Linked DNA regions of Homo sapiens: regions 2, 3 and 4 are each linked to region 1. The links are chromatin loops, found by intact Hi-C in ENCODE. Cell type or tissue: heart left ventricle. All regions are shown on one strand. Links, peaks and the distances in the headings refer to the core of each region. The heading gives the core; the rest is flanking DNA.

What was found. Hi-C counts contacts between places; a loop is a spot of excess contacts. Peaks named below come from ENCODE experiments on the same cell type or tissue, not always from the same donor. Only the 100,000 strongest peaks of a DNase experiment are listed, where the experiment ranks them.
Region 2: it touches region 1 in a loop (4-fold over the local background); 9 of 110 quality-filtered maps call a loop at or near these places.
Region 3: a loop joins it to region 1, with 2.7 times the contacts of the local background. A loop is called at or near these places in 30 of 110 quality-filtered maps.
Region 4: a loop joins it to region 1, with 24 times the contacts of the local background. A loop is called at or near these places in 38 of 110 quality-filtered maps.

The regions. Positions count from the first base shown.
Region 1 is chr1:153,569,456-153,575,010 of GRCh38, forward strand. No RefSeq gene overlaps it. Among named protein-coding and RNA genes, the nearest start is that of S100A2, 6.4 kb to the left of the region's middle. RefSeq lists enhancers at 3,329-3,418, 5,033-5,555. In heart left ventricle, for the core only: a CTCF peak has its summit at 3,215; a DNase peak (open chromatin) is centred at 3,226; H3K27ac peaks cover 533 bases.
Region 2 is chr1:153,771,136-153,774,802 of GRCh38, forward strand. INTS3 (integrator complex subunit 3) reads left to right here. Exons shown (of 30, transcript NM_023015.5): 26 at 661-828; 27 at 1,205-1,305; 28 at 1,504-1,576; 29 at 1,790-1,946; 30 at 2,058-3,667. The coding sequence ends at 2,135. Among named protein-coding and RNA genes, the nearest start is that of SLC27A3, 2.4 kb to the right of the region's middle. In heart left ventricle, for the core only: a CTCF peak has its summit at 968 (motif pointing left); a DNase peak (open chromatin) is centred at 956; H3K27ac peaks cover 2,286 bases.
Region 3 is chr1:153,654,312-153,659,792 of GRCh38, forward strand. SNAPIN (SNAP associated protein) reads left to right here and starts at 4,392. Exons shown (of 4, transcript NM_012437.6): 1 at 4,392-4,575; 2 at 4,827-4,873; 3 at 5,137-5,255. The coding sequence starts at 4,433. RefSeq lists an enhancer at 4,158-4,237. In heart left ventricle, for the core only: a CTCF peak has its summit at 4,374; a DNase peak (open chromatin) is centred at 4,360; H3K4me3 peaks cover 1,556 bases; H3K27ac peaks cover 1,179 bases.
Region 4 is chr1:153,748,242-153,750,741 of GRCh38, forward strand. INTS3 (integrator complex subunit 3) reads left to right here. Exons shown (of 30, transcript NM_023015.5): 6 at 448-514. Among named protein-coding and RNA genes, the nearest start is that of INTS3, 21 kb to the left of the region's middle. In heart left ventricle, for the core only: a CTCF peak has its summit at 1,354 (motif pointing left); a DNase peak (open chromatin) is centred at 1,360; H3K27ac peaks cover 2,228 bases.

The DNA.
Region 1 (5,555 bases), core at 1,697-4,196:
CATGCGAGGACCCACGTTATCACATTGGGTTCAGGTCATCCTGGATTTGTCACTCACAATGGGCGTGTGCATATCCTTTGCTGGGGGGTGCAGACTGAAATTTTGAAGCACTCGCTGTGCGTCAGGTGCTCTCCGTACATTACCCCATTTAATTCACACAACAATCCCAGGAGTTGGAATAAGATGACCCCACTTCACAGAGGAGAACACTGAGACTCAAAGTCTGCCAAATTCACACAATTAGTAAGGGGTGGGGAGGCATGACGAACACAGGTGGTCACAACGTTAAACCTTTCCTAGAAGCTCCAATTATTCCCCGATAACCCTGAGAGCCCTAACATTTCATTTCCATTCAGACCAGCCTCAGTCTCTCTGCCCATCCTCTCTCCACCCCACACTCAGCCTATCTGTCTCATTTCTCAACCTCAGCAGGCGCCAGAAGCCCATCTTCTCCCCATCTCTGATTCTGGCATCTTTTCCTCTTGCCTTCAAATGCCCTGTGGACTGGATTCTTTTTAATTTTTGTTTACTTACTTATTTGAGACATAGACTCACTGTCGCCAAGGCTGGAGTACAGTGGCACCATCACAGCTCACTGCAGCCTCATGTGATCCTCCCACATTAACCTCCTCAGTAACTGGGGCTATAGGTGTGCGCCACTGTGCGCATCTTTTTGCATCTTTTGTGGTGATGGAGTTTTGCCATCTTGCCCAGACGGGTCTTGAACTCTTGAGCTCAAGCAATCCTCCTGCCTCGGCCTCCCAAAGTGCTGGGATACCAACGTGAGCCACCATGCCCAGCCTAGCCCGGATTAAATATAAATATAAAAGAGACTGGGCATGGTGGCTCACACCTGTAATCCCAGCATTTTGGGAGGCTGAGGCAGGCAGATCACCTGAAGCCAAGAGTTCAAGACCAGCCTGCCTAACATGGCAAAACCCCATCTCTACTAAAAATACAAAAATTAGTTGCGTGTGGTGGCGTGCACCTGTAATCCCACCTACTCAGGAGGCTGAAGCACGAGAATCGCTTGAACCCGGGAGGTGGAGGTTGCAGTGAGCTGAGTGACAGAGTGAGACCCTGTCTCAAAAAAATAATAATACAATCAAATAAGCTTAAAAGAACCATTTCTCATTGTCCCACCTCCTCTTGGCTTCCCCTTTGCCACACATAACAACACCATCCACCCAATCACCCAAACCAGAAATGTGGCTGTCCTCCTGTCCTCTAGCCTCCTGCTTCCCCCGCTCTGCCCTCCAGATGTTGGCCAGTCAACCTATTGTTTCCACCTTCTAAATACCACCCAGCTTTGTCCACACTGCCTTAGGTCCCTCAGCATCATCTTGCTCCTGGACTACTGCAAACACATCCCAACTCCCCTCCCACCTCCATCCTCGCCCCCCAACTCTAACCCCTTCTCAGCTCTCCCACCAGAATAACCTTTCTAAAATTCAAATCTGAGCATGTCAGCCCAGATTCAAATGCTTAGTGAACCCCCATAACTTTCAGAAGAGATGGCATGCCTTTGCTGGCACAGCAACTACACTGATGTGCATGCCGCGCCCTTCTGTGCTTCCAAGCACCTGCCTATGCCTCACATTCTCTTGAAAAGCCTTTCCTCAGGAGGTCCACCTGTCAATCCTAATCACCCTTTAAACTCAGCTCAAAGGTCATTGCCTCCATGCAGCATCCCGGTATCTACTTCCCAGCCTCGCACCTGCTAGAGCAGAAGAATATGCACACACACATGCACACACACAGCTAGTGTTCCTCCTGCAGCCCCTTGCCCATCGCTCTATCCCTTTTTTTCTTTTTTCTTTTTTTTTTTTTTTTTTTTTTTTTTTGAGACAGAGTCTTGCTCTGTCACCCAGGCTGGAGTGCAGTGTCGTGATCTCGGCTCACTGCAACCTCCGCCTCCCGGGTTCAAGTGATTCTCCTGCCTCAGCCTCCCGAGTAGCTAGGATTACAGGCAGGCACCACCACGCCCAGCTAATTTTGTATTTTTAGTAGAGGTGGGGTTTCTCCATGTTGGTCAGGCTGGTCTCGAACTCCCGAACCTCAGGTGATCCGCCCACCTCGGCCTCCCAAAGTCCTGGGATTACAGGCGTGAGCCACCACACCCAGCCCCCATTATTTCTTATGTTTAATTGTGACTATATATGTGTCCCTCCCACTAGACTGGGCTCCTAAGAAACAGGCACTGAGTATTGTCAATGCTCCATATCCCCAGTGCCTGACACAGAGGCACAAGTGCTGTCCGTCGTAACCACCATCCTCTCTCCTCCCTTCAACACCACTTTTCCAGATATGCTCTAAATCCTCCACCTCCACCCCCAGAACCTCCTGAAAACTGACTTGCTACCATTCTACGGAACCAGCTTTCTCCTACGTCACCAGAAACTCTTCTTGCCAATGCCAGTGTTTTGGGGAGGAAGCAATCTAACACCCTACTCTCAAAAGAGTTCTTCAGCAGGGAGGAGCCACCCACTTCTCTCTCCACCACTCTCTCCTTCTCCCAAAGGAAGAGGTGCGACTGAGGGATAGGCTCTGAGCAGGCTCAGCTCTGCCCCTTCTCACTGCAGCTTCCTCTTCCCAGTCAGTCTGCCCCCCGGAAAGACGTGCCCTGCATCCTGTGCTCCCCACCTGCACTGATGACCCCACCGCCGCAAGGGTCGGCAGCTGGGCAGTTGCTATCTAGAATGAGCTACAAGGAAGGTCCGTTCAAGAAGCAGCAGGAGAGGAATAGAAAGATCTTTCTGGCCTCAGCTCCAAATTACATTCGCTGGTCCACAGCTAAGACTTGGAGCCCTGCTTGAGTACTTTTTCCCAGAACTCAAAAGAAAGAAGGATGTGGCCGGGCATTGTGGCTCACACCTGTAATCCCAGCATTTTGGGAGGCCAAGGTAGGTGGATCACCTGAGGTTGGGAGTTCGAGACCAGCCTGACCAATATGGAGAAACCCCATCTCTATTAAAAATACAAAATTAGCCAGGTGTGGTGGCGCATGCCTGTAATCCCAGCACTAGAAAGCTGAAGCAGGAGAATTGCTTGAGGCCAAGTGTGAGACCAGCCTGGTCAACAGAGTGAGCTAAACAAAATAATAATGATAATAATGTCAGTGTATCATAGTTCCTGAGTTCTCACGCCTGACACCTGGCTCGAGAACACAGGATATTTCCACCCTGGCCTGCCAGCTCCTCATGGTTTCCCACAGCTAGAGGCCGCTGCTGTCCTGGCAAGGGCATAGGCCTGGGTATAAGGCAGGCTTGAGTCTGAAGCCAGGCTCCACTATTTGCCAGCATAGAGGACCAAGAAGGAACAATGTCACTTGGTAAAACTGAAACTGGTGCTAACAGGGATCAACATAAATCAGGGTGATTCACAGTCTTCCCAGAAACACCCAACTTGAGAGATGCATTCTGTGTTCTGATAAATCCAAGTTACTTTCTAAATCTTAGAAAGGGACTAAGGGCAGCTTCAGAAAAAGAAAAGTGACTCAGGAGAGTGGGTGGTGATTTGTAATATTATAGTGTGTTGCTCATGAGGAAGTGGTTTAAAGAAAGACATTTTTGGAGATCAATATGTAATACTAGGAAATGGTTATTGCAAAGGAATTAAGACTTTGGATTCTGGATTTGAATCTTGACTCCACCATATTCTAATTCTGTCAATCAAGATCTTTCAGCTAAAAGAGACAGAAGTTTAATTCAAGCTCACCAAAGTAAAAATGTGGTGTATTGTGTTACATCGCATTAAGGTCACTGTGATAATTCACAGGATCAATAAACCACAGCCATGGGGACCAGAATGAGGAACTCAACACCATCCATCCATCCATTCTTCTCTCATGCTGTTTGTGTCTTTTTGCATGTGGGCATCACCCTTAGTATAGCATAGCAGAGCCTCTCCAAATAATGAGGAATGTGGCCACAGACTGCTCCAGCTTTGTAAACCCATTATCTATATATTAATCCAGAGAAGAGCGCTGATTGGCCCTGCTTGTCTCATATACTTAGCCATGGGCCAATTTCTGTTGCCAGGGAGACGGAGTGCTATGATTTGCCAGTGTGGTCAAGGGTCTCTTACTAAAAATAGGAAGCAAGTTACCACAGTTACTACACTCACCATGTAACCTTACAAACGTTACTTAACCTTTTCCTGAGCATCAGTTTCCTCTTCTGTAACATGGGAATACTATTGCCCACTTCACCTATCAAATGAGATAACACATTTGTATGTATGTAAAGTATAGGGAGGACTCAGTGAGTGTTATTACATGTATCAATAGAAGAAGAAACTGTGGGCCGGGCGTGGTGGCTCACGCCTGTAATCCCAGCACTTTGGGAGGCCGAGGCGGGTGGATCACAAGGTCAGGAGTTTGAGACTAGTCTGGCCAACATGGTGAAACCCCAACTCTACTAAAAATACAAAAATTAGCCGGCATGGTAGCACACGCCTGTAATCCCAGCTACTCAGGAGGCTGAGGCAGAAGAATCACTTGAACCCAGGAGACGGAGGTTGCAGTGAGCAGAGATCATGCCACTGCACTCCAGCCTGGATGACAGAGCAAGACTCTGTCTCGGAAAAAAAAAAAAAAGAAAAGAAAAGAAAAAGAAACTAACATATACTTAGAGCCAGTGTCATGGCCAAGATGGGGCCATCTGATGTATCAGCAACATAGAACCATGACCAAACCCCACATCCACTAAAATACAGGGATCATGATCTACTCCTGGTTTTCCTGTCAATATTTATTTATCCTTTGAGCCCACTTTTTGTCATCTGAAAGTATCAGGTGTTAGTTTAAGAAAAATAGTAAAGAAAACCTTAAAATTGAGAATAATCTGTTAATTTGCTACATTATTTCTCCTAGTTTGGAAATGCCCATATTTTTCTCATTATAATTGGTAAAACATCTAAGTCTAGCTTCAAAAGTAATGGACTTTGATGACAGCTTGCTTGATCCAGTTCAATGCTTCCCCCCATTTCAAAATAAGAAACTGGCTCTCCCCCTCCCCCTCCCCCTCCCTCTCCCTCTCCCCTTTCCACAGTCTCCCTCTGATGCCCAGCCGAAGCTGGACTGTACTGCCGCCATCTCTGCTCACTGCAACCTCCCTGCCTGATTCTCCTGCCTCAACCTGCCCAGTGCCTGCGATTGCAGGCGCGCGCCGCCACGCCTGACTGGTTTTCGTATTTTTTTGGTGGAGACGGGGTTTCGCTGTGTTGGCCGGGCTGGTCTCCAGCTCCTAACCAGAAGTGATCTGCCAGCCTCGGCCTCCCAAGGTGCTGGGATTGCAGATGGAGTCTCATTCACTCAGTGCTCAATGTTGCCCAGGCTGGAGTGCAGTGGCATGATCTCGGCTCGCTACAACCTCCACCTCCCAGCCGCCTGCCTTGGCCTCCCAAAGTGCCGAGATTGCAGCCTCTGCCCGGCCGCCACCCTGTCTGGGAAGTGAGGAGCGTCTCTGCCTGGCTGCTCATCATCTGGGACGTGAGGAGCCCCTCTGCCTGGCTGCCCAGTCTGGGAAGTGAGGAGCGCCTCTTCCCGGCCGCCA
Region 2 (3,667 bases), core at 1-2,500, 200 kb after region 1:
CCTGTGCAGAGCAGAGCCAGCTGGACCTACTGTGCCTTGACAGGGTGGGGCAGAGAGGGAGAGGGTGGCAGCCCCCTCTTCCCGCAAAGCCCTTTAGCAACATCCCCCGATAAATGGGGCAGCAGCTGTGTATCTTATCCTTCCTACCTTTCTGCCTTCCTTCCACCCTTTCTGCTCTCTTGCCTGAGAGACTATAAATGGTACAGAGTGTCCTAGAGGAAGTGGGAAGCTTGGAGGCTGTATGGGGCTGTGACTTCACAACCCTCTCCTGCCCCCTTCCTCCAGCTGGAAGCCAGGTTGGCCCACAGCTTTAGCAGGGTAGGGGTAGGGGAGCATCTGCATGCCACATGCTTGTGCTTCTGCCTCCCAGGCCCACTCCCTGACTGTTCTAGGGGAGGAGGAGGAGAACTGAGGGTCCTCCTTCCCAACACACACACGCACACGCCTTCTCCTACCACAGCAAGTGAAGAATCTCACTTCTTCTCTCCTGGCTTCCACAGAGGATGAAACCAGGCATTCCTTGGCCTAAGGAGAAGAGGGAGAGGGATGTGAGAGTAGTGGGTGGGTGGGGAGGCCAGGGCTTGGGAAATAAGTGGGAGAGACCCAGCATGCCCTGCGGCCACTGTGCAAGCAGCACCCAGTGCCCCCTTCCTCCCCCAGGCCCAGCGAGGAGATGGTGAAGATGGTGCTGAGCCGGCCCTGCCATCCTGACGACCAGTTCACCACCAGCATCCTGCGGCACTGGTGCATGAAACATGACGAGCTGCTGGCCGAGCACATCAAGTCCCTGCTCATCAAGAACAACAGCCTGCCTCGCAAGAGACAGAGGTGGGACACGGTCCCTGTCTACCCTCCAGGCCATGGCGGTCTGCAGTGATTGCTGTCGGTGGTGGTGGTGGTGGTGGTGGTGGTGGTGATGGGGGTCAGTGCTGTCCCAGCCTGGTTTGTGGGCGACATCTAGTGGTCCGAAGCCACATGGCATGCGAGACCACCGTGGCCCTTTCTCCCCATCTTCCAGTGCCCCTGTGGCCAGGATCCCCTGTTCTAGGCACACCTTTCTCACCCAACCCCAGCCCTCCCAGGCTGCCTATCCTGTTCCCCATGTAGGCTGCCTCTGTCTTAAGGGGGCCCTGGCGGGTGGAGGGTGTCTCGCACTCTGGAACCCTCCCACACTCAGACTCTGGCTCTGGTGATTCCTGCACAGCCTGAGGAGCTCTAGCAGCAAGCTGGCCCAGCTGACTCTGGAGCAGATCCTGGAGCACTTGGACAATCTGCGGCTCAACCTGACCAACACCAAGCAGAACTGTATGCCTTCCACCCTCGGCGTCCAGTGTAGACGGTGCTGCCCTGGCCCAGACTATGCCTGGAGCCAGGCTGGGGGCAGGGGCAGGACACCCGGGGCCACAACCCACACTCGGGATAAAACAACCTGTGCGTGCTGTTTAATAAGCTCCCAGACATCTGATTGTTTTTCCTTCCCTGCTCTCCCTTTTCTTCCTCTAGTTTTTAGCCAGACGCCAATTCTCCAGGCGCTGCAGCATGTCCAAGCGAGCTGTGACGAAGCCCACAAGATGAAGTGAGGCTCCTGCCACTTTGGGCCTTGGAAAGTAGTAGGGGAAAAGCCTAAGGGAGAGGAAGCCTGCTAGGGACATAAACGTAATGGCCAGCAAGACCTTAGGGTCCAGGGTTGAAGAAAAAGAAGGCCTAGGCCTGGGGGCAGAGAAGAGGATGGGAGGTGCCGTAGGAGCAGCAGGCTCCCACTCAAAGAGCTACCGCTCCTTTTCCTTAGATTCAGTGATCTCTTCTCCCTGGCGGAGGAATATGAGGACTCTTCCACCAAGCCACCCAAGAGCCGGCGAAAAGCAGCTCTGTCCAGCCCTCGAAGTCGAAAGAATGCCACACAGCCCCCCAATGCCGAAGAAGAGTCGGGCTCCAGCAGTGCTTCAGTGAGAACCCAGCCAGTGCACAGGGGGAAAAGGAGCACTGGGTGCAGGTGGAGTCGGCGCCAGCAGCTGCCCAGGCTGTTAACTTCCCATTTCCCCTCCCATCTCTTCCAGGAAGAGGAAGACACGAAACCGAAGCCTACCAAGCGGAAACGAAAAGGGTCCTCTGCAGTGGGCTCTGACAGTGACTGAGGCCCTGCATTCCCCATCCCACCCCCGGCTGGACTGCCCTCTCCTTCTTGGTGATTCAAAGGTTAATAGAGGCTGAGGAGATTGCAGGGGAAACACCCTTGCTGCATCCCCAAGCTCCCCCGGTGGAAGGAGGAGCTTTCTCCTCTGGCTGAGTTTGAGAAGCTGCCATGCAGCCCCTAGCCCCTTCCCTCCTCCTGGGGCCTCCAGCCCCTCACACTGCTGTTCCCAGTGATATTTGGGATCTGACTGAAGCCAGAGGCTCTGTAAAATCAGACCATAGTGGAAGTCCTCAGCCCCCTGGCCCCTTCCGCAATCTCCTCCCCCAGTCTCCCAAAGAGCCATTTCAACAGAGAAGGGAAATGACAAAGGGGCAGCTGGCCAGATAAGCTAGGATGAGAGCAGAGACTCAGTGTGTGGGTGTCCCTTCCTGCTTCCCCTTCAGGTCTTGGTTTGTTCTGAAGGGACGTTTTATAGTCACTATCCACATGCCAGTGTGAAATGGGCATCTATGACGTGGTCAGGGTGTCCATTCCTAATCATGGGGCAGATGCCACAAGCATTCAGAAAGGAGTCTGAAAGGGTGGCCACAGCCCCACGTGGTGTGCCCTGGAGGCTTAGGTTGGTCTGAGGTTGGCACCTCAATCTACACCAGAGCCCAGGGAGTCCCAGAGGCAAGTTTCACAGAATTGTCAAATGATCCCATTTCCTTGAGTCTGTTTTTTTTTTTGTTTTTTTTTGTTTTTTTTTTGGCAGAGATAATCGTGTCTTAAAAGTTGTTTTTAAATGACAATAAAACAAGCCAGAATGTCTTTTGTGCTGGAGTGTCTGCTGGCATTTGCCCCGTGCATGTATAGCTTGGTCTTGATTTGATTGGCACCCCTACTTGTAACCGCAGAACATCCCCCTTTCCCTTCCTGTTCTGCCCCCACTTTTGTCTAGAGCAGAAGGGACTTGGCTTTGGCCACTACCCATCCTTCCTGCTGCCACTGGAGGTGGGAGCCAGGCACTGATCTGTCTATGCAGAACCATCCCCCGTAGGATGAGGCCTGTCCTTACTCATTTCTCAAGAAACAAGATGCTTCCAAAAGGTCTGTCATCCTCCAGTTGAAGTCTGTGTGCCTACCAAGAATGGCCGGAGGACTCGCTGCTTGACGGGAGGGATGCTCCAGCTTGGTCTCCAGGGACAACTGTACCTGGAGATAAAGTCTGGATACCAGGGAGGGACAGAGATGCTCTTCCTTCCACAGTGTGGCCACTTGCTGGGCCATGTGAACCAGCAGAGGAGAGTTCCTTGGCTATGCTGTTGTTCCCCCGCTGTCCAGGGAGAATGGAGGTGGACTGAGGAGTGAAGTTTGGGCGAACTGCACAGAGCTGCTCCTCTTCACCCCGAAAATTTGTCTTTTTACAGAATCCAGGTTCTCCCCTCCCTCATCACTGCTGTTGCTTCCTTTGAAAGTCTAAACCACTGGAGGCTTCTTTTTCCTTCCTCTCTCCTTCCCCAGTTTCCTCTGTCCCAATTAAAACCAGGATGG
Region 3 (5,481 bases), core at 2,982-5,481, 86 kb after region 1:
GTTGTATGTGCAGTAGTTGGATGGGAAGGGGCATTCTTAGGACCTGCATCTTCAGTCTCTCTGGAAAAGCCAAGGCCTGGAGGAGGGCCACAGCTATACGATACAGGTGAAGGCAGGCAGGAAGGGGCTTTTGTGCTGAATACCTTGGGCCTAAAGTGTGATAAATGTTTAGAGAATGAAAAATTACACTAGCACTGGCCTTCAACCTCTTATCAAATTTCAGGGATTCTTCAAGACCCTTGTCCAGTTTTCCTCACAAGTGTCCCAGGAACAAAGGACAGAGTCTAAAATTCCTTTCAGCACTACTTTTCTCTAAGCAGGGGTATTATGAAATCTGACTGGTATTTCAGAATGCAGACTGACCTGGAATATAGAGACTACAGGCAAGATCAGTCAGGAGGCCTTTGCAATAGACCCCATGAGAAATAAAGTTCAAGAAAAAGGAAAGCATAAAAACAAAACACATGCTTTTCCTCAGAGAACCAGCCTTTGAAGTCAGATTACTAGATAACCATACTAAAAAATTATTTGTTGTTGCTGGGCACGGTGGCATACGCCTGTAATCCCATCACTTTGGGAGGCCAAGGCGGGTGGATCACCTGAGGTCAGGAGTTTGAGACCAGCCTGGCCAACATGGTAAAACTCCGTCTCTACTAAAAATACAAAAATTAGCCAGGCGTGGTGGCAGGCACCTGTAAGCCCAGCTACTCAGGAGGCTGAGGCAGGAGAATTGCTTGAACTCGGGAGGCAGAGGTTGCAGTGAGCCGAGATCGCGCGACTGCACTCCAGCCTGGGAAACAAGAGTGAAACTCCATCTAAAAAAAAAAAAAAAAGAGCCAGGCATGGGGGCGGGCGCATGTAATCCCAACTACTCGGGAAGTTGAGGCTGGAGAATTGCTTGAACCCGGAGGTGGAGGTTGCAGTGAGCTGAGATCATACCCCTGCACTTCAGCCCAGGCAACAAAGCAAGACTCTATCTCAAAAAAAAAAAAAAAAAAAAACTGTTGTTTATCTGAAATTCAAATTTACCTGGTGTCCCAAGTGTTTTGTTTATTCTGTTTGCTAAATCCGGCAATAGGGAGTATTTAATCTAAAGAATTGAAGAGGCACCTGAAAGGACAGTGGCCTAACACACAAGGGCTTCTTGTGCAAACAGTGGGCCATCAACCTCCAAGGCCCTCTCCCAGCCCAGGTCAACACCTGTTCTCTCTTTGCAGTACAAGCCTCAGAGATTTCAACACTTTTCCATTCCTCTTCAACACTGTCACTACTTTCTCCCCTGGGCTTCCTTTTCCCAAGGCCTGACTGTGAAGCAGGTTGCAGTTGCCTTGCCACTTACTCCCAAAATAAGCTCCTAGCCTCTCGCAAGAGCTTTACCTCTAATCACCAGAGAGGAAGATACAGGGATACAAACGTAATCAACGACAAAAAGTGTATAAGGTGGTTTTTGGTGTGTGTGTGTGTGAGACAGAGTCTTGCTCTTTCACCCAGGCTGGAGTGCAGTGGCATGATCACAGCTCACTGCAACCTCTACCTCCCAGGCTCAAGTGATCCTCCCACCTCAGCCTCTCGAGTAGCAGGAACTACAGGTGTGTGCCACCATGCCCAGTTATTTTTTTTATTAATTTTTTTGTAGAGATGGGAGTCTCCCTATGTTGCACAGGCCGGTCTTGAACTCCTGGCTTCAAGCAATCCTCCCGCCTCAGCCTCCCAAAGTGGTGGGATTACAGGCATGAGCCACCCCACCCAGTGTAAGTGTATAAGGTTTTAAAAGTTATCACAGTTGGGGCTGGGCTTGGTGGCTCACGCCTGTAATCCCAGCACTTTGGGAGGCCGAGGTGGGAGGACTGCTTGATGCAGGAGTTCAAGACCAGCCTGGGCAACATAGGGAGGCCTCGTCTCTACAAAAAATAATAATAAAAAAAAAGTTATCACAGTTGGGGTCTTAGGTTTAGAGCTGCTGACCACCAAATCTCACAGTGATTCAAATGCCTTATCTTCCTTTATTACTGAAGATGAAGCTCAAAGCTGAACGTTCTGGTGCCCATTTATCACTATGGATGCCTTTGCCTGTCCTCCAGGAGCATTTCTGCTCATACATCCTTCCCCATGGCCTAGGGAATTGGGAGCCACGGGAACACATTAGAGCCTAGGAGACAGATGTAAATTATCTGGAAAGCCATGAAAAACCAAACCGAACTAAACTAAGGAAGGAATCATTGTCTTCATAATTCTCAGGGAAAAAGAAAACCATGGAAGGGTGTCTTGAGGCCAGGAGTTCGAGAACAGCCTGGGCAACATAGGGAGACCCTGCCTGTACCAAAAAAATTTAAAAAATTAGCCAGGCATGGGGGCAGGTGACTGTAGTCCCAGTTACTTAGGAGGCTGAGGCAGGAGGATGGCTCGAGCCCAGAAGTTTGAGGTTACAGTGAGCTATGATAACATCACTGCACTCCAGCCTCAGCAACAGAGTGAGACCTTGTCTCTAAAAATGAAAGGAAAAATAAGTGAACTAAGGAAACTTTAAAATTTATTTTTATGGCCGGGCGCGGTGGCTCATGCCTGTAATCCTAGCACTTTGGAAGGCCGAGGCGGGTGGATCACGAGGTCAGGAGATCGAGACCATCCCGGCTAACGTGGTGAAACCCCATCTCTACTAAAAATACAAAAAATTAGCCGGGCGTGGTGGTGGGCGCCTGTAGTCCCAGCTACTCGGGAGGCTGAAGCAGGAGAATGGCATGAACCCGGGAGGCGGAGCTTGCAGTGAGCGAGATTGCACCACTGCACTCCAGCCTGGGTGACAGAGCAAGACTCGGTCTCAAAAAAAAATTTTTTTTAATTTTTATTTTTTGAGACAGGGTCTCACCCTGTCACCCAGGCTGAAGTGCATGCAGTGCCACGATCTTGGCTCACTGTAGCCTCAACTTCCTAGGCTCAAGGTCCTCCTACTTCAGCCTCCCAAGTAGCGGGGACCACAGCTGTGAGCCACCATGCCTGGCTAATTTTTTTTTTTTTTTTTTTTTTTGAGATGGAGTCTCGCTCTGTCGCCCAGGCTGGAGTGCAGTGGCGCGATCAGGGCTCACTGCAAGCTCTGCCTCCCGGGTTCACGCCATTCTCCTGCCTCAGCCTCCCGAGTAGCTGGGACTACAGGAGTCCGCCACTGCGCCCGGCTAATTGTTTGTATTTTTAGTAGAGATGGGGTTTCACCGTGGTCTCGATGTCCTGACCTCGTGATCCACCCGCCTCGGCCTCCCAAAGTGCTGGGATTACAGGCGTGAGCCACTGCGCCTGGCCGCCTGGCTAATTTTTTATTTCCTGTAGAGACAGAGTCTCACTAGGTTTGTTGCCCAGACTGATCTCGAACTCCTGGGCTCAGGTGATCCTCCCGCCTCAGCCTCCCAAAGTGCTGGGATTACAGGAGTGAGCCACCATGCCCTGCCTGCATGTTTATATTATTCAGCCTTAAAAAGGAATGAAATTCGGATACATGCAGTTTTTTACATATTTAATGCCATTAAAAATATACTCTTTAGAAATAGACCAGGCGTGGTGGCTCACGTCTGTAATCCCAGCACTTTAGGAGGCTGAGTTGGGAGGATCACCTGAGCCCAGGAGTTCGAGACCAGTCTGGGCAACAAACATAGTGAGACCTCTTCTCTACAGAAAATGAAAAATTAGTCAGGCATGGTGGCTAACACCTGTGGTCCCTGCTACTTGGGAGACTGAAGCAGGAGGACCTCTTGACCCCAGGAGGTGAAGGCTACAGTGAGCCAAGACGGTGGCACTGCACTCCAGCCTAGGCGACAGAGAGAGACCTTGTCTTAAAAACAACCAACCACAATAAACTCTTTAGAAATAGAAAACGATACTATGAATATAATGTGGCTTTCTCATAAAGTGTTTTTGTTTTTGGTTTGTTTTTGTTTGGTTTGGGTTGCTTTTTTTTTTTTTTTTTTTTTTTTTGAGGCGGAGTCTCTCTGTTGCCCAGACTGGAGTGCAGTGGCGCGATCTCGGCTCACTGCAATCTCCGCCTCCCGGGTTCAAGCGGTTCTCCTGCCTCAGTCTCCCAAGTAGCTGGGTGCCCGCCACCATGCCCGGCTATCTCATAAAGTTAACATGGGAAGGCTATGGACAACTGCAGGTATTCGCGTTTATTTTCACCTTTAAAGAAAACGAAAAGTATCCACTCCAAAAACTGGTTCCTTTCTACAACCTGAACTTTGGAGATTTTCAAGACCAGCCACAAGGCCTCTACTCCTACGGCCTGGCCCTCCTCCCCGCCCGGTTCGCGCTAGACTCCATTTCCCAGAAACCCCGGTGTCTTGGTGGAGACAGCATTTCCCGGGCGCCCCCTCACGGGGCGGGGCAGTGCGGCGCGGCTCCGGTTCCCGGCGGCCCTCGCGGCAGGTTTCGGGCTTCAGGACAATTCGTGATGGCGGGGGCTGGTTCCGCCGCTGTATCGGGGGCAGGGACCCCGGTGGCGGGGCCCACAGGCCGCGACCTTTTCGCCGAAGGGCTGCTGGAGTTCCTGCGACCCGCTGTGCAGCAGCTCGACTCTCACGTACACGCCGTCAGGTGCCCGGGAGGGAAGTTGGGGGCGGGGCCTGTCTCTCTGGCTTTGTAGGGGCGGGGCCAAGAAAGTGTTCTGGCTGGGAGTGGGCATAAATTTAGGAAACTGATTCGAGGCGGGGAGGACAGGCGGGAAGGCCGCAGGTGGAGGGTTCAGCGGAGGCCGGCTTCTCTCAGTACTTGGTAAATACGTAGGGGAGTTCGTTTCCTGAGCTCCGGTAACTGCCTGACCTTGTAGGCCTTGTACCTCTTTGCAGAGAGAGCCAGGTAGAGCTCCGGGAACAAATTGACAACCTAGCCACAGGTGAGTGAGCATCCCTGTGTACCCGGAATTCTTCAGCCCACTTTCAGGACCTTAGGTTTTTGCCAACCCCTGGGCTGAGTTTCTGTCACTTGCTTCCAGGGCATCAGGGCTGCCAAAGGACTCCTCCTTTCAGGGATGTCTTAAATCTCTAATGGCTGTGGCCCGTTTGGGTGCAAGTGTTTTCCATCCCATTACCAGCCTGCTTTCCCTCAGAACAAGAGATAAGCCGTTAGATCTTAGCTGCACCTTACTTCCATCCCCAGAACTGTGCCGCATAAATGAGGATCAGAAGGTGGCCCTGGATCTTGACCCCTATGTTAAGAAGCTACTTAATGCCCGGCGACGCGTTGTCTTGGTTAACAACATTCTACAGAATGCTCAGGTAAAAGAATATCTTACCAACAGTGATTCTTTGCCCTTTTTTGTAAGTCCTCAACACAGTGAAAGCCACTGTAATTTTAAAATTCTTTGGGGAAAGGGAAATTCACTTCTCCCAGTACTTGAAAAATACCTAGGAAAATTCGTCTCATTCTCACTATTCAGTTGCTGCCATTTACATTCTTGTGTGTGTGTGTGTGACAGTCTCCCTCTGTCACCCAGGCTGGAGT
Region 4 (2,500 bases), core at 1-2,500, 180 kb after region 1:
TACCTGGAAATAAGAAACTCTTGGCCTGTTGGGGGCCTCAGTGCAGGACTCAGGACATCCAGTTGCTAGACTGCAGCTGTTGTCAGCCACCTGTACTTCTCAGGCTCTATCTGAGATATCATCCTTTCTTTCCAACTGTGGGCTTCTTATATCTACTTCTCAGACGTTCATTTTCAAGGGCCAAAATGTTCCCACTCCAACTCACAATCTGTGGGAAAGTAGCAGCTCTGGTTTCTAGAAAAATTCAGAACCTTCCCTTTCCTTCTTTCTGGAGGCAAAGGGTGAAACTTTAAAGCCTGACAGAACAGAAGGCAGTTTATCTCAGCAGTGAAGGGATGGCAGTAATGGGATGGCAGTCAGGGTGGACCAGCAGAATGGGTGAAGAGATGTATTGGATTGGCTGACTTGCTAATCGGAGCTATTCTTTTTTTCCCCTTTTGAAATCAGGTGGAGATGTTACAGCCAAAAATATCTGGTTGGCAGAAAGTGTTCTGGATATCCTGACAGAGCAAAGGTAGCATCCACCACGAAGGGTGGGGTACAGGCCAGATAATGGCCATTAGGAGTGTGGGTGTGGGAAATGGGGATGAAAGGATTGTGTGGCCCAAGAACACCTTAAGTTAGAGAGGGGGAGGCAAGGAGAGGGAGAGACAAGTGTATTGTTGGCAAGTGAAGAAATTAATGCCCAAGGAATGAAGGAATGGGAAAGAGGTCTTTGCCAAAATATCGCATAGCCCAGAAAAACTGGCTTCATCTGATAAGGGTTTATTTTTGATCCAGACCTCCTTGGAATGTTTATCTTAGGGGGAAGTTGGGGAGGAATGAGCTCAGTAGAATTGGGCCAGCCAAACACCCACGCCTGGCAGGTATCCTTTTCTCCCCTGCAAGCTTCTCCATCCAACCCCTGCTCTTTTTGAAGTGGCACAGGGGGCAGTTGGGGTGGAGCAGGTAATAGAGATTAGTGAATCCTGCTGGAGTTTGCATATAGGGTTTGGAGGTTCCAGTGGTAGAGGGTGCATCAGGGGGTACATATTGGGCTTTCTGGCTGATTCTTTCCCTTATCCATCAAAATAAAGGGCCAGAAATTTTATGAGGGCTATTCCACATCTGAACTTGTTTGGAGGTGAGGCTTTCCCCTTGGTTTCAGTCTTCCTCTTGCTTGACTTCTAAGTCTCTTTTCTGATTGAGGACACCATAGTAGTCAAATGATTGAGAGGGCTAATAGTGTCCATACTATCTGTAGTTCAGAAGAATGGACCTCCTCCCAACGTTCACACTTGTGAAAGAGATGGCTGTGTGCTGTGCTCTGCCCAGGTCTGAGAGCCCTGCCCTGTCTGCTGTGCAGTGCCACCTAGTGCTCTGGGCACGGATGTGCAGCCACATCTGGGCCTGGAGCCACTTCTGTTATTGGTGTCATTGCACTAGCACGTGAGATCCTAACAGTCTCTTCTTACCAGATAGGTCTTTGTTCCTTTTTACTGTCCTGGGTCAGGGGGCCTTTCAACTCTTTCTTTCTCTTTATTATGCCATTCCAGGATTCAGGTAATTTCGTTACCTTTGCTAGCAATCTTTCTAAAAAGTGATTTTTCTTATTTTATTCGTGGTACCAAATACGTCCTGTCCCCATACCTTAAAGCTGAATTTCCTGTACAGGCATCAGATAACAGCCAGATAACTGCCCTGTTTTCTACCCTCCAAAAAACTTACATCTTTTGGTGAAAGTCAATACCTAGAAATTTAAAACTGTGTCCTCTCCTACACCCTCCTTCTCACTCCCTTCCAAATGTTTCTAGGGCTGTGGAGTTAAAAGGTAGCAGGTAGGGGAGGAAACGTTCCCCAGTAACCTTGGCTAGTGTATCCATTCTGTGAAAAGAAAAGGCCACAGAGTCTTTTAATTAGGTGGCTTGAGTAGTTTTCCGGAATCAGGATGTGGCCTGCTTGGACTAATTAAACACCATCTCATCTTCCTGCAGTTCCCTGCCTTCCAACAGGGGGGCCAAAGCCATTACAAATTGTTTGCTGGGAGGAGACAGCGTCTCAATTTTGTCACTTAGAGACAGGATTAGAGTTTTAGGAATATCCCCACTGTGTCTTTCTCTCTACTCCTTTTAAAGCAACTGGGAACAAATCTTTCATTACCCCCTTTTCCCTCAGGGATATTCTGAAACTCATGGGAAAAGGAGTTTGCCACCCAAAATCGGGTTCTTTTTTTCAGGTTGTGATTTAGGACAGGTGACTCATTGTGTGGGAGTGGGGACTCGTTGTGTATCAGTGACTAGATAGAGCCAGGGAAAGGTTTGTGGCATGGTGAGCTGCTAATGATAAGCAGACTGAGCTAGCACAGTATGTTCTCAAAACTCCAGGTCCTGAAAGGGTCTTGGCAGTCCCCACATGTTCTTGCACCACACTTAAGAACCACTGACTTAGGGACACTTACCCAGCTTTTCCCCATAGTCTGACCTGGGTAGATACTGTGGTTAATTCTGTCCCTAGTACCTCA